Linked DNA regions of Homo sapiens: region 1 is linked to region 2. A link is a contact called in ENCODE Hi-C data. All regions are on one chromosome and are shown on one strand. The core of a region is the stretch at or near the end of the contact, and the rest is flanking DNA. Distances in the headings are between cores, read along the strand shown. Region 1 has its middle 20 kb from the start of LINC01413. Region 2 has its middle 71 kb from the start of LINC03065.

The links. Hi-C counts contacts between places; a loop is a spot of excess contacts on that map. Pooled maps may share reads with other maps.
Region 1: a loop to region 2 is called in a map of endothelial cell of umbilical vein, with 3 times the contacts of the local background. The contact joins two enhancer-like sites. A Hi-C loop is called at or near these places in 3 of 168 maps with a recorded cell type or tissue (Calu3, chondrocyte and endothelial cell of umbilical vein) and 4 of 50 pooled maps.

The regions. Positions count from the first base shown.
Region 1 is chr15:57,335,812-57,341,856 of GRCh38, reverse strand. No RefSeq gene overlaps it. Among named protein-coding and RNA genes, the nearest start is that of LINC01413, 20 kb to the right of the region's middle. Within about 2 kb of position 3,495, at least 11 of the 41 ENCODE cell types and tissues checked have a DNase peak (open chromatin) inside an H3K27ac peak, as active enhancers do.
Region 2 is chr15:56,812,725-56,818,714 of GRCh38, reverse strand. No RefSeq gene overlaps it. Among named protein-coding and RNA genes, the nearest start is that of LINC03065, 71 kb to the left of the region's middle. RefSeq lists an enhancer at 4,422-4,591. Within about 2 kb of position 3,259, at least 4 of the 41 ENCODE cell types and tissues checked have a DNase peak (open chromatin) inside an H3K27ac peak, as active enhancers do.

The DNA of each region.
Region 1 (6,045 bases), core at 2,246-4,745, 520 kb before region 2:
GTTATGCAATAATAATACTCTAATACAAATTCTGTTATGAACTTCATTGTCACTATATTTAAATGTCATAGCAATTATTTTTATGTGGTATTTTCAAATAATCTAGATTTCATGCAGCATTATAAAACTAACTGGGGCTGGGGACACTGGCTCATGCCTGTAATCTCAACACTTTGGGAGGCCAAGGCGGGCAGACTGCTTAAGCCCAGGAGTTTGAGACCATCCTGGGCAACATGGCAAAACCCCGTCTCTACAAAAAATACAAAACAAAACAAAATTAGCCAGACATGGTGGTGCACGCCTGTGGTCCCAGCTACTCAGGAGGCTGACACAGGAGGATCACTTGAACACGGGAGGCAGAGGTTGCAGTGAGCCAGGATTGTGCCACTGCATTCCAGCTGGGTGACACAGCGAGACCCTGTCTCAAAACAAAACAAAACAAAACAAAAACAAAACAGAAAACAGTGTGAGAAGTGTTCATTACCCACCCACCCCCACCCCCAAAGCTTTCCAAGCTCCCGACCCCATACAGAGGCAAAGGATGCACTGTGCAAAGCTGCCTGCCTGGCCCCAAACGTCCAGTCAAACCCACCACTGCCCTTGCATGACTTCTGACCCCTCCACCTTCAATCTAGACCCCACACCTATCCCACCATCATCTCAGGCCAAGGGGGACCTTGATTAAAGGTTTCCTTCCTGTCCCTGCACCTCCAGACAAGAGAGTGCAATGTTTTCAGAGACAGATCAGATCCTGTTAAAACATTTAACAAGGTCAAGATAACTTAAAATAGTTACCAGACAAAAATAGATGGACTAGTACATGGACAGCAGCTAACTGAGACATGGGATGCTACGTTTCTTATTCACACATCAGATCTTGACATCATATTAGTAAAGGTGTGGGGCGGGGACATGCCATGGCCAGGGTGGGGTCGCAGCTGGCCAGACTGAGCTGGCCCTTCTGTTGAGTTGAACCTTGGGGATATGCAGCCGCTGTGCAATGGTGCCACCTGATGGTACTTTGTAGAATAACCACTCTCCTAGTTTTTCTTCATCTTTAAGTTCCTAAAGAGAGACTGAAATTTCAAATTGGTTTCCTTGTTGTCTATTATTGTCAAATGAAAAGTGCAAACGTTGGTACTCACCTCTCTTGATTTTTATCTGTCTAAAAAATGAAATCTCAGCTATATTCACTGATATATTATGGAAAGAACACTGGACTTAAGGGATTTGGGTTCAGATCCCATTTTCGGCAACTTACTAGTTATAGGATTTGGTAAAGTTACTCAACATCTGCATGCCCATTTTATGATCTGGAGAATGGAAATAATAGGATTCTTGTGAGGATTACAGGAGGTGATATATGCACATCTGCGTCCATAAATCAAGCCTGGGTGTTGTGGAGGTGTGTGTCACCATCATGCATTCTCTGAAGGAGGCTCAGCCAGCTCTACCTTTAATGGCTGGGATTTACTTGTCTTTTGGTTCCTTTCCACCTGTTTGCCAGCAGAGGCTAAGGTTGTGATGGAGGCCATCTCTCAGCAGATGAGTTGAGACCATCCTGGGCAACATGGTCAGGACCACCCTTGGGCCTCTGTGCAGGGCAGTGCCCACCCTGATGCCTACGCTGGTCAGATTGAGAGCATAGACATGGGGCCATGACCTCCATAAACCCCCACCCAGTGCCACATGGCAGCCCAAGGAACCCTCTTAGCCCTGGGTTCTTCGTCTGTAAAACGAGGCTAACGTAACAAGGGGAGCTACTTAGTAAAACAAAAAAAAAAAAACTAAACTACAATTCGTCTTCTGGGATGTTTTGTTTTGTTTTGTTTTGGAGTGTTATTTGGCTGCTGTTTTACTCTATATTCCCAGAGACAAATGAAGCGTAAGAGGCTGTTCTTGCATTACTATAAAGGAATACCTGAGACTGGGTAATTTATAAGAAAAGAGAAGTTCTTTTGTTTTTGGTTTGTTTTGAGACAGAGTTTCACTCTTATTGCCCAGGCTGGAGTGCAATGGTGAGATCTTGGCTCACTGCAACCTCTGCCTCCCAGGTTCAAGCAATTCTCCTGCCTCAGCCTCCTGAGTAGCTGGGATTACAGGCATGGGCCACCATGCCCGGCTAATTTCGTATTTTTAGTAGAGACAGAGTTTCTCCATGTTGGTCAGACTGGTCTCAAACTCCCAACCTCAGGGGATCCGCCTGCCTTGGCCTCCCAAAGTGCTGGGATTACGGGCATGAGCCACCGTGCCTGGCTAGAAAAGAGGTTTAATTGGCTCACAGTTCTCCAGGCTGTAAGGAAGCATGGCCCCAACATCTGCTCATCTTCTGAGGAGGCCTCAGGAAGCTTATGATCATGGCAGAAGGTGAAGGGGGAGCAGGCACGCCACATGGCAAAAGCAGGAACAAGAGAGACAGCTGGTGGTGGGGGGTGCCACAGACTCTTCAATGACCAGGTCTCACAAGAATTCACTCACTATGATGAGGACAGCACCAAGCCATGAGGGATCGGCTCCCATGATCCCAACACCTCCCACCAGATCCCACCTCCATCACTGGGGATCACAATGCAACCTGAGATTTGGGCGAGGACAAATATCCAAACTATATCAAGCATCTTCCTTCCCCTTTCTCCCTTCCCCTCCTGATTCTGGGGAGAAGAGGCTGCTGTGTGTTTCTGAAGGGCTGAGTGTTCTCACCCACCCCCAACCCCCCAAGTAAAGAACTCTTATGTTTCAGGCCCATGGGGTGTGGGGAGAGGTGGTCCCAGAGGAGCAGGGCGTGAGATTGGCAGCTTTAGTTGAAGAGGCTGGGATAGATAGGGGGGCAGGGGTGGTGGTCTCAGCAAATGGTGAGGAGTGAGGGGGAAGGGTGTCCAAGGCTGCTCAGGGGGTGGAGCATGAATACCCAGAGGCTGAGCTTCAACTCATCAGCACTGCTCCCGGGGACCACAGTGACTGAAGAGTGAACCTCTGAGCAGTGCTCAGGGCGTCCTGAGGCCCGGAGAGCCAGTTCTCTGAATGGTGCAAGACCCTGTCAGGTCCACAGGACCCCAGAAGCCAGGAAGCACAACAAATTGGATTTCCGCCCATGCTGAGTAGATGGGAGCTAGAAAACCAAAGAAGGCCAGGTGTGTTGGCTCACGCCTGTAATCCCAGCACTTCGGGAGGCCGAGGCGGGCGGATCACTTGAAGTCAGGCATTTGAGACCAGCCTGGCCAACATGGTGAAACCCTGTCTGTATTAAAAATACAAAAATTAGCTGGGCATGGTGGCATGCACCTGTAATCCCAACTACTTGGGTGGCTGAGGCATGAGAATCTCTGAACCTGGGAGGCAGAGATTGCAGTGAGCTGAGATTGCACCACTGCACTCCAGCCTGGGCGACAGAGTGAGACTCTGTCTTACAAAAAAAAAAAAAGAAAAAAGAAACAAAGAAACAAAGAAAAAGAAAATCAATGGCCCTTGCGCCAGAGTGTCTTGGAGGGAGTCCACACTGACACGCCCACGGGGGGAGCTGCTGAAAGCATTCCCCAGTCCAGTGCTGCCCCGTGAGCACCGCCACCTGTTTCCCGCTTTCCTGGCCACCGTACATACATTTGTTCATGTTTATAGACTCTGAATATAGAGACCCCACACAAGAAGAGAAAGGCTCAGAAAAACAATGTTATGACCTGCTTCCTGAGGCACCCTGCCTGCAGGAAGTGCTTTTCACAGCAAGAAATTCTGACTCCAGGACCCATATTTTTAGCAGGAACATGGTCAGTCAACACACATCCTCTAGGCCTGCCCTGGACCAGATGACCAGGAGGAAGCAGCCGTGAGTCACAGGGAGAAAGCCGGTGGCTCTGACAGGGACGCCTGCTGCTCCGCCGGGGAACAGCTTTCCCCTGGTTTCAGTTAGAAAGGTCAGGGGACGCCTGACCACACAAGGCTCACGGGAACTGTGGAGGGCGGCCCCTCAGGCCACAATCAGCAGGTGCCCACCATGGCTTCTCTCCTGGCAGGTGAGGACTTCAGTTTTTCTCCATGGCTTGGCTCACCTGTTCTCTTATTCTCAGAGCCATAATCACCCTCCTCCTGCCCCAGCCTGGAGCTCTCTGAGACCCTCCACTATAGTAACCAGCACAGCCTAGAGAGGGTAAATCCTCCGGTGCCCCCAACATCCCACCTTCATGTTGCAGCGAGGCCCAAAATGTCCCAGAAGAAAAACAAACTCCATCGCACACCAAAAACCCACCAAAAAACGTGAAATCACCTTCATAATTTGGGAAGTATAAACATAGTTCTATTTGTTCTGTAACGTATTTTTCATGATCAGGAAATGAAGACAAAGAAAGGCTTTGGGAATTGTTTTATGGAGAGGACACCATCTTCCAGGTCCTGCCAGCTCAGGGCTCCCATCTTTCAGCCCCTCCAGAGCTGAGCCCGGAGGGCTGGGGCCGCCCTCTCCCTGCTCCTGAGCCACAGAAGCCCAAGGCTGGCCCTGAAGACCTAACAGCCTCAGGCATTTGCAGCCCCCTTGGCCTAAAAGGGCTGTTAAGAGAGGTGCAGACGTGGGCCCTGCCCATTCACCCTCAGAGGAGGTCGCGACTTCCACCCCAGCAAGAGTACCCCTAGGACTGTGGAGTGCAGAGGACAGCGACCGTTGACTAGGTACCTGGTGCAGGGTCTTGCCCTCCCTCCCTGTAGCCCGATATGGGAAGGGCCACAGTCCAAGTCCATGTTCATGCTGCTCCTCCAGGAGGCCTTCCCAAACATCTTCTCGATGCCGAGTAACTCACAGATCCCATATAGAAATAGACCTTGGAAGGGATCTCTCTTCTTGCAAATGAAGAAACTGAAGACCAGAGATGTACCTCAAATCACACAGCGAGTAACCGGCAGAGCCAGGAGGCTCCTCTGCCCCCAGGCCAGAGAGGGCTTGCAATCTGGCTTCCGAGCAGTGGTTCCCAACTCCCGGGCCATTACAATCACCTGGGATCCCCACCAGTGGAATGACTCTCTGGGGGTGGTGCTTGGAAGGCTGGTGGTGGTGAAAGTTCCCCTGGTGATTCTCATGCAGCCAGATTGGAGAACCCTTTAGATTCAGGCATGGAGGTTCCACCTGGTTCCAGATCACATGGCCATTTGGTCTCAAGAAAGTCACAGCCCTCCTGAGTCTCACTGGCAAATTGCTACGTAATAACACGCATCTTCTTGATAAGGAACCGATATAAGGATCCAGACCCTGGACCTCCTCAGGAAAACAGAGCACGCATTATAAGATACAATCGAATAGGAGAAGTTTTTCATAAGCTTGGAGGGCTATGGTTATTGGATTCAAAAGAATAGTTTTCTCTCTTGTCACATAACAATTTGAAAAGTAGTAATACCCATTCTTTAACAGAAGTGTATTTGGGGCCAGTTGCGGTGGCTCACACCTGTAACATCAATACTTTGGGAGGCCAAGGTGGGTGGATCACTTGAGGTCAGGAGTTTGAGACCAGCCTGTCCATCACAGTGAAACTCCGTCTTTACTAAAAAAACAAAAATTAGCTGGGTGTGGTGGCGCATGCCTGTAGTCCCAGCTACTAGGGAGGCTGAGGCAGGAGAATCACTTAAACCCGGGAGGTGCGGGTTGCAGTAAGCTGAGATCGTGCCACTGCACTCCAGCCTCGGCGACAGGAGGGCAACCCTGTCTCAAAAAAAAAAAAAAAAAAAAAAAAGCCTATTTGGAATCAGTCCCCTCCCACGGGGACCTCTTTCAGGAGGTCAGGCCACAGCACCGTGGCAGGCATGTGGTAGCCCCTCCATAAATGGCTGAGCGAGTGCAGTTGAAGTGGGAGTCTGGTGTTCTTTGAATACATCCTGCTGCATTGGAAGAAGCCTGTGCAGGACTAGACAGTTGGCCTTCTGTGGCAGGCTCTTGCCTCCAGGCCAGTTGAGTGAGTGCAGATGTCCCGAGAGACCAGCAGTGCAGCCACACCCCATGGGACTGTGAGGCGCTCTCACAGTGAAGACCAAGCGCAGGTAGCACTGGCTTTGTGGTTCGGAGAAAAGTCG
Region 2 (5,990 bases), core at 2,010-4,509:
CTGGGAGAGTCTTAGGCAAATCTTCTTGATTTACCTGGAACTGAGGGAGATGTCCAGTCCTAAAACTGAGAAAGTTCCAGGCAAAATGGATTGAGTTTGGTCACCCTATTCATAAACCACACAAGAACCACCAGCCCATTGCTTTATAGTCATACAGTGTTACTCAGTTTGATCTCCTCCTTATTTTTAAGACTGGCCCTTAATGTCCTTTGGCTGTTTCAAAGACCAAATGTGTTCCCTCCACCCCAGACAACTTTGTAGCAACGTACAGAAGAGCCTGAATTCGGAAGGCAATTTTACAAACTTTCCTTTCTTCCTCCCTCCCTTCCTTTCTTCCTTTCCTCTTTCCCTCCTTTTCATTCTTACCTTTCCGTATCTGAGTCACAGTATTTAAAAGTATGTTGTACAAGTGGTGGATATGATAAAGACTTCTTTACCAAACTTTAGTCAGGTTCCCCTGAACCCTCTTCTCGACTAGGCCTCTCCCCTGGTCCCCATCCTGTCTTTGGCCTGCCTGGTGTAGTTTTAGGAAGAGTCCTGCCAAGTCAGTTTATTGAGAATACCCTCCCTTGATACCTGATCACCCCTGGTATCTGATGAAATTCATTTTATCCTATCTCCTACCCAGTTTTGGAATCCCTAAAACCTCAACTTGTAGCTCAGTACATTATCCCTTCCCCTTACTTTTAGCTGCTTAACACATTTTATGGTAATCACTAATTCATCACATGGAAGTGAATAAGAACCATTTAATATGATTATCTTCTCCATTAAAGCTGTCATCATAATTAGAGCTGCAGTGAACTGTTTGCCAGGAATTATAACTTCTGCCAAGAAAAACTTGGGTGTCATTTTAGAAAAATTCTTAGGTGGGGGAGGAGGAGATCAGGGCCATCTGTGTGGGGATCCAAAGCTGAATAATGATAAGCAAAGCCCCTTTCTCCTATTCTCTGCCAAACTCTGGCCAGCCCTCCAACTGGACCTTGCCAAAGACTTTAACATGAACTAGCTTTCAAGGTAGTCCAAGAAGCACACCCTCTCAGGGGAAGAAAGCCTTTGGAAAAGGCAGCAACAAATAAACATCAGGCCTCTGTACATAAGGCTTTCTAAAAGTTGTTCCAAATGGTTTTGTTTGCTACCCCACTGTTTCCAGGGCAACCACCTAAGCCAGGACAGAAGTAGAAGGAGACATGAGGCTAGAATGGGACCACCCACTGCAATTCTCATTTTTATCCTGATGGCAAGAACCTTTATATCGACTCAAAGTGTTTGTCAGGCCTCTGGCTGTGAATCACTGGAATAACATTTTGCCCTGATGGAAGTGTGTCACAGGCTGCTGCTCCCACATCCCCCCCATACTGAGGTGTTTTTAAATGGAACCAAATATCCCAGGGGAATTTTCTCTGCACTACTAGCATTGCTTTGTTGCACATTTTTAGATTACACACTGTAAATTATAGCTGAAGAAAATACAGTATGCTAATTTCCTCCTGCATGTCTTTGAGTTATTTTTAGGAAAAGTGTCTTTGGAATTCAGCTTCTCAGGTAAATGTTTAAAATGAAGAGAATAATAAGACTAAGGCAGAGGGATGCTCCAGGCTCAGACCACAGCTGTATCACAGTCTGGCAGTTTGTAATGAGCACAACTTGCACGTCCAGCATGGATTTCAGCTGCCAATAGTGGAAGAAGCTCTGGACTGGGCATCAGTAGATTTGGGTGTGCATGCTGATTATGCAACTTTGGATAAGTGACTTTGGAGGAATTTGTGTCATGTTCCTAAGTCTTGACTTCCTCATCTATGGAATAAGGGTGTTCAGCGAGATCTCTAGAGTGCTTTCCACTTCTCATACTCCACGGCACTGTGTGCTAAACTAAGCAAAACGACCTCAAATCACATGAGTAGATTGTGTTGACTATCTTTAAAAAGAATGAATAAACTCAGGCCAGGCGCAGTGGCTCATGCCTGTAATCCCAGCACTTTGGGAGGCCAAGGTGGGTGGATCACTTGAGGTCAGGAATTGGAGACCAGCCTGGCCAATATGGAGAAACCCCATCTCTACTAAAAATACAACAATTAGCTGGGGGTGGTGCGCACCTGTAATCCCAGCTACTCAGGAGGCTGAGGCAGGAGAATCGCTTGAACCCGGGAGGCAGAGGTTGCAGTGAGCTGAGATCACACCACTGCACTTCAGCCTGGGCGAAGAGTGAGACTCTGTCTAAAAAAAAAAAAAAAAAAAAAAAGAATAAATTTAATCTGTGAACATTATAAATTCAGGAGCATAAAATACTTCAGCCTGCGTTCTTCATGATCTCTTACTGCACTGAGGTTGTTAATTTTTTCACGTGGTGTGCTGGATATCTCCCATTTGCCCTTTAGATCCACGTTCCATCTTTCTCCACCCTGGCAGACTGTCCTATAAGGACTACAGCACACGCTTGTGTCCTGTGGCTTCTAGGTGAGCTCAGCAAATGTGCAGAAGTTTGAAAAAACAGTTGAGTGTAAGGTTGCTCCCTCCCTGCACCTTGCCTGTGAGGTTGCCATGACTGCATTCGGCAACCAAAGGTCACAGCTCCAGTAAAGCACCCTCTCTACCTAGCTGTCTTCAAATTTCCATAATAGATTCCTCCACTTGTTGCTTCAGGTCTAGGGGCACTGTACGACCCCTGTGGTTCTCTATGCCCAGTCTATATTTTTAAAAACTCGTTTAGGCTGGGCATGGTGACTCATGCCTGTAATCCCACCACTTTGGGAGGCCAAGGTGGGAAGAATCCGAGATCAGCCTAGGCACATAGCGAGACCCCGTCTCTAAAAAATTAAATAAATAGAAATAAAAGATAAGTAAAAACGAGTCTTTATTTATTTATTTATTTATTTATTTATATTTTAAGGAGGGTCTCACTCTATCACCCAGGCTGGAGTGCAGTGGCACAATCCTGGCTCACCGCAACCTCCGCCTCTGGGGTTCAAGTGATTCTCCTGCCTCAGCCTCTTGAGTAGCTGGGATTACAGGTGCCCACCACAATGCCTGGGTAATTTTTTCTTTTTTTCTTTTTTTGTATTTTTTAGTAGAGACAGGGTTTCGCCTTGTTGGCCAGGCTGGTCTCAAACTCCTGACCTCAAGTGATCTGCCCGCCTCGGCCTCACAAAGCGCTAGGATTACAGGCATGAGTCACCGCATCCGGCCAAAACTAGTCTTTATTAAAGTCTCCCCAGAGTTTCCATTGTGAATGAGCCTTCTGTTTCCTGCCGGTGGTACGCTGACTGATACACCCAGTTTCTGGGGATTACGGGTGTGGCAAGACCACAAAGTCCATGGTGCTTATTACTGAAATACATAAATTTACCTTGAATGCATCCTTTTTTTTCTCTTTAATTGCGGCTTAGAAACGATAAGAATCTCTGTGTACTGCTGCTTTGTTATGTAGTATTTGACCTCTATCCATGCTCGTATTAAACAAGATTCAGAAGCAGATAATAGAAACCATTCTAGTAGTTTTAGCAAGAAAGGATTGGCTACAGGGAATCCCATGCCCACAGTTACAGGGGCTGGAGGAGTGGGCTGTGGACTGGGTTCCAGAACAACACTAGAGAGCTCACCTGTCTAGAGAACTATCTCTGCAACAATCTGGAAGCTGGGGATCAGGAAACCACTATACCACTCACCAGATCCTAGATCACACTGCCTTGCCACAATTTGGCAATCAGAAAATTGTGGACTCAACTGTTGGCCCCAAACCATACTGTAACAGATTCGTACCATCAAAATGAAGGCCTGGGCACTGCCTTCCTTCCTACCTGACTCAGTGCTAACTTAAATTTTCACACAAGTACATCTTATTGGTGGATCCTAATCATATTCCTAGCTGTATGAAAGTCTGGAAAATGTCACTTTTAGTTTTCTAGCCTCTGCAGTATAGGAAGGCACTCTACAAGAAGGGTAGAATGAATTCTGTGCAAGCCCCTCTGCTCTATCTGCCACAAAATTATTTCAAAAACGTGAACTTCGGGCATTCAAAAAAGAGCAAAATTCAAATCTTTACTCTAGGATTTATTAGCTGCGTGACCTTGGACAGGATGCAAGGTCCAATATTACTCAGCCAATTTTTCCTCTGTACAATGGAAGTATAATATATACCTCACAGAATTGCCATTCATTCATTGATTTATATCTCTATCAAATTTTTACTGATTTTTACCTTAGTACCAGAAGTTTTAGTTGAAAGTGACAAAAACTAATTGGTTGATTAAGCCAAAAAGAAAACTATTAAAGGATATTTGGTAGGTCGCAGAATTGCCAGGAGGGCTAGAGAGCCAGGCTCAAGGATGAACTTCCAGGATACCACCACAAACAGTTGTCAGGACTAGCCTGAAGACACTGCTACTGCCTTCACCTCCCAGCATTCAATGCTACATTTTGCACCGCCAGCAGGAACTTTACTGACACAAGCACTACTGCCAGCCCTGTTATAGGAACTCAACAATGCCACCTCTGAAGGCCAAGTGGCAGTGGTGTCACTCTCACTGGCAGAAATGGATTCCATGTGGCATTACTTTCTCACATTGCTCTCATCTCAAAGAAATTTCACAAGGATGTCTGATGGGGCCTGAGTCACATGCTTGTGCCCAGCTAGCTACAAGGGGGGTGAAGAAAGCATAATTTCTGATATCTAATTTGGGGAGGAAAGAAACTTCCTAACCAAAAGGAGAGTGTTCACAGGTGCTGAGCTCCAGACAAAATAGACTACACCTACTCCAAATGGCTAAGCAAAAAGGATATTTATTGGCTCTCATTCTCTTTCTTACTCTTGTTCTTACTTTGCTTTCCTTTCCCCGAGCTTCATTTTCAGGCATTCTCTCCCTGGTGGCAGGTTAGGCCCTGAGAGCTGTAAACTTACGTTCTACCAGCCAAGCAATCCCTTGGAAAGAATGTGTCTTTCCCAATCATTCCTTCAGAACTCTGTGGCTGACTCTATTGATCTGACTTGGATCACGTAAGCTTTCCTAAATCATTCACTGAGCCGAGAAGATGGAATAAATTTACACACAATTTTGGGTTACATGCCAACCAAGCTGTAGAGGTATAGGTTCAGCCCTTCTAGAACTGTCTGGCTCAAGCATCGCGGAAGAAAGTTTTTATAAAGGAAACTTGGGATACTGGCAGGTGAAAACAATTATTGTCCACTATAATCTCCCAAGCTGTTTGATATCCATACACACACTCTCCTTCTCATACATGCAGCATCATCATAATTGTTATCACCTGCAATAGTGCAACTCTTTTACATACCTCTCAAAACTCCCTCCTTCCCCAAGTGCTAGGCCAGTTACTGCATCCACCTCTCAGCAACATGCATTATTCTCAGGTTGGCCCAGAATAGCTCCTTGTGTATTGGCAAACTGAGGTTAAATGATAAATTTAACCTGATCTACAATGGTAGAAATAGGTCAGGTTATCTTAATTAAAGAAAAAAAAAACTCACATGGAAAAGGGAAGGGGAAGAAACAGCTTAGAGTGGTCATTGGCAAACAGAATTTGTCACATCCTGCTTCTCAGGAATAAAAAGTGCTGTCTGCTCCAGTGACAGAGTGGATATATTGGTCAGCAAAAGTAGTTGATTCTGGTTTTCTCCTCTGGGAGAAGAGCCAATGTCCAGTATCCACTGTGGTCACCTCTGAAAAGGACAGTGGAGAGGATCACTTGTGAGGGTTAAACTAATTTAGAACCTAATTTTCTATTGAGAAGAGTTCAGGGGCCTGGAGATTACCTTAGGTTGGTTAAGTGTTTATCCAGAAATAACAATTTTCTTAGAAACCTAGTAGGCCCTCCATGCACATCCAATGGTAGGATGTCCTCTCTCATAGCAACAGGCCTTAGAGCTCTGCCCTTCCCTCCAGCTCTCAGCCACAAAGCCTTCAATTTTAACATTTCCTGGGGGCAATGACAAGCAATAGCCTGAGTCGAAAGAGATAAAACCAATCTCAGCTCCA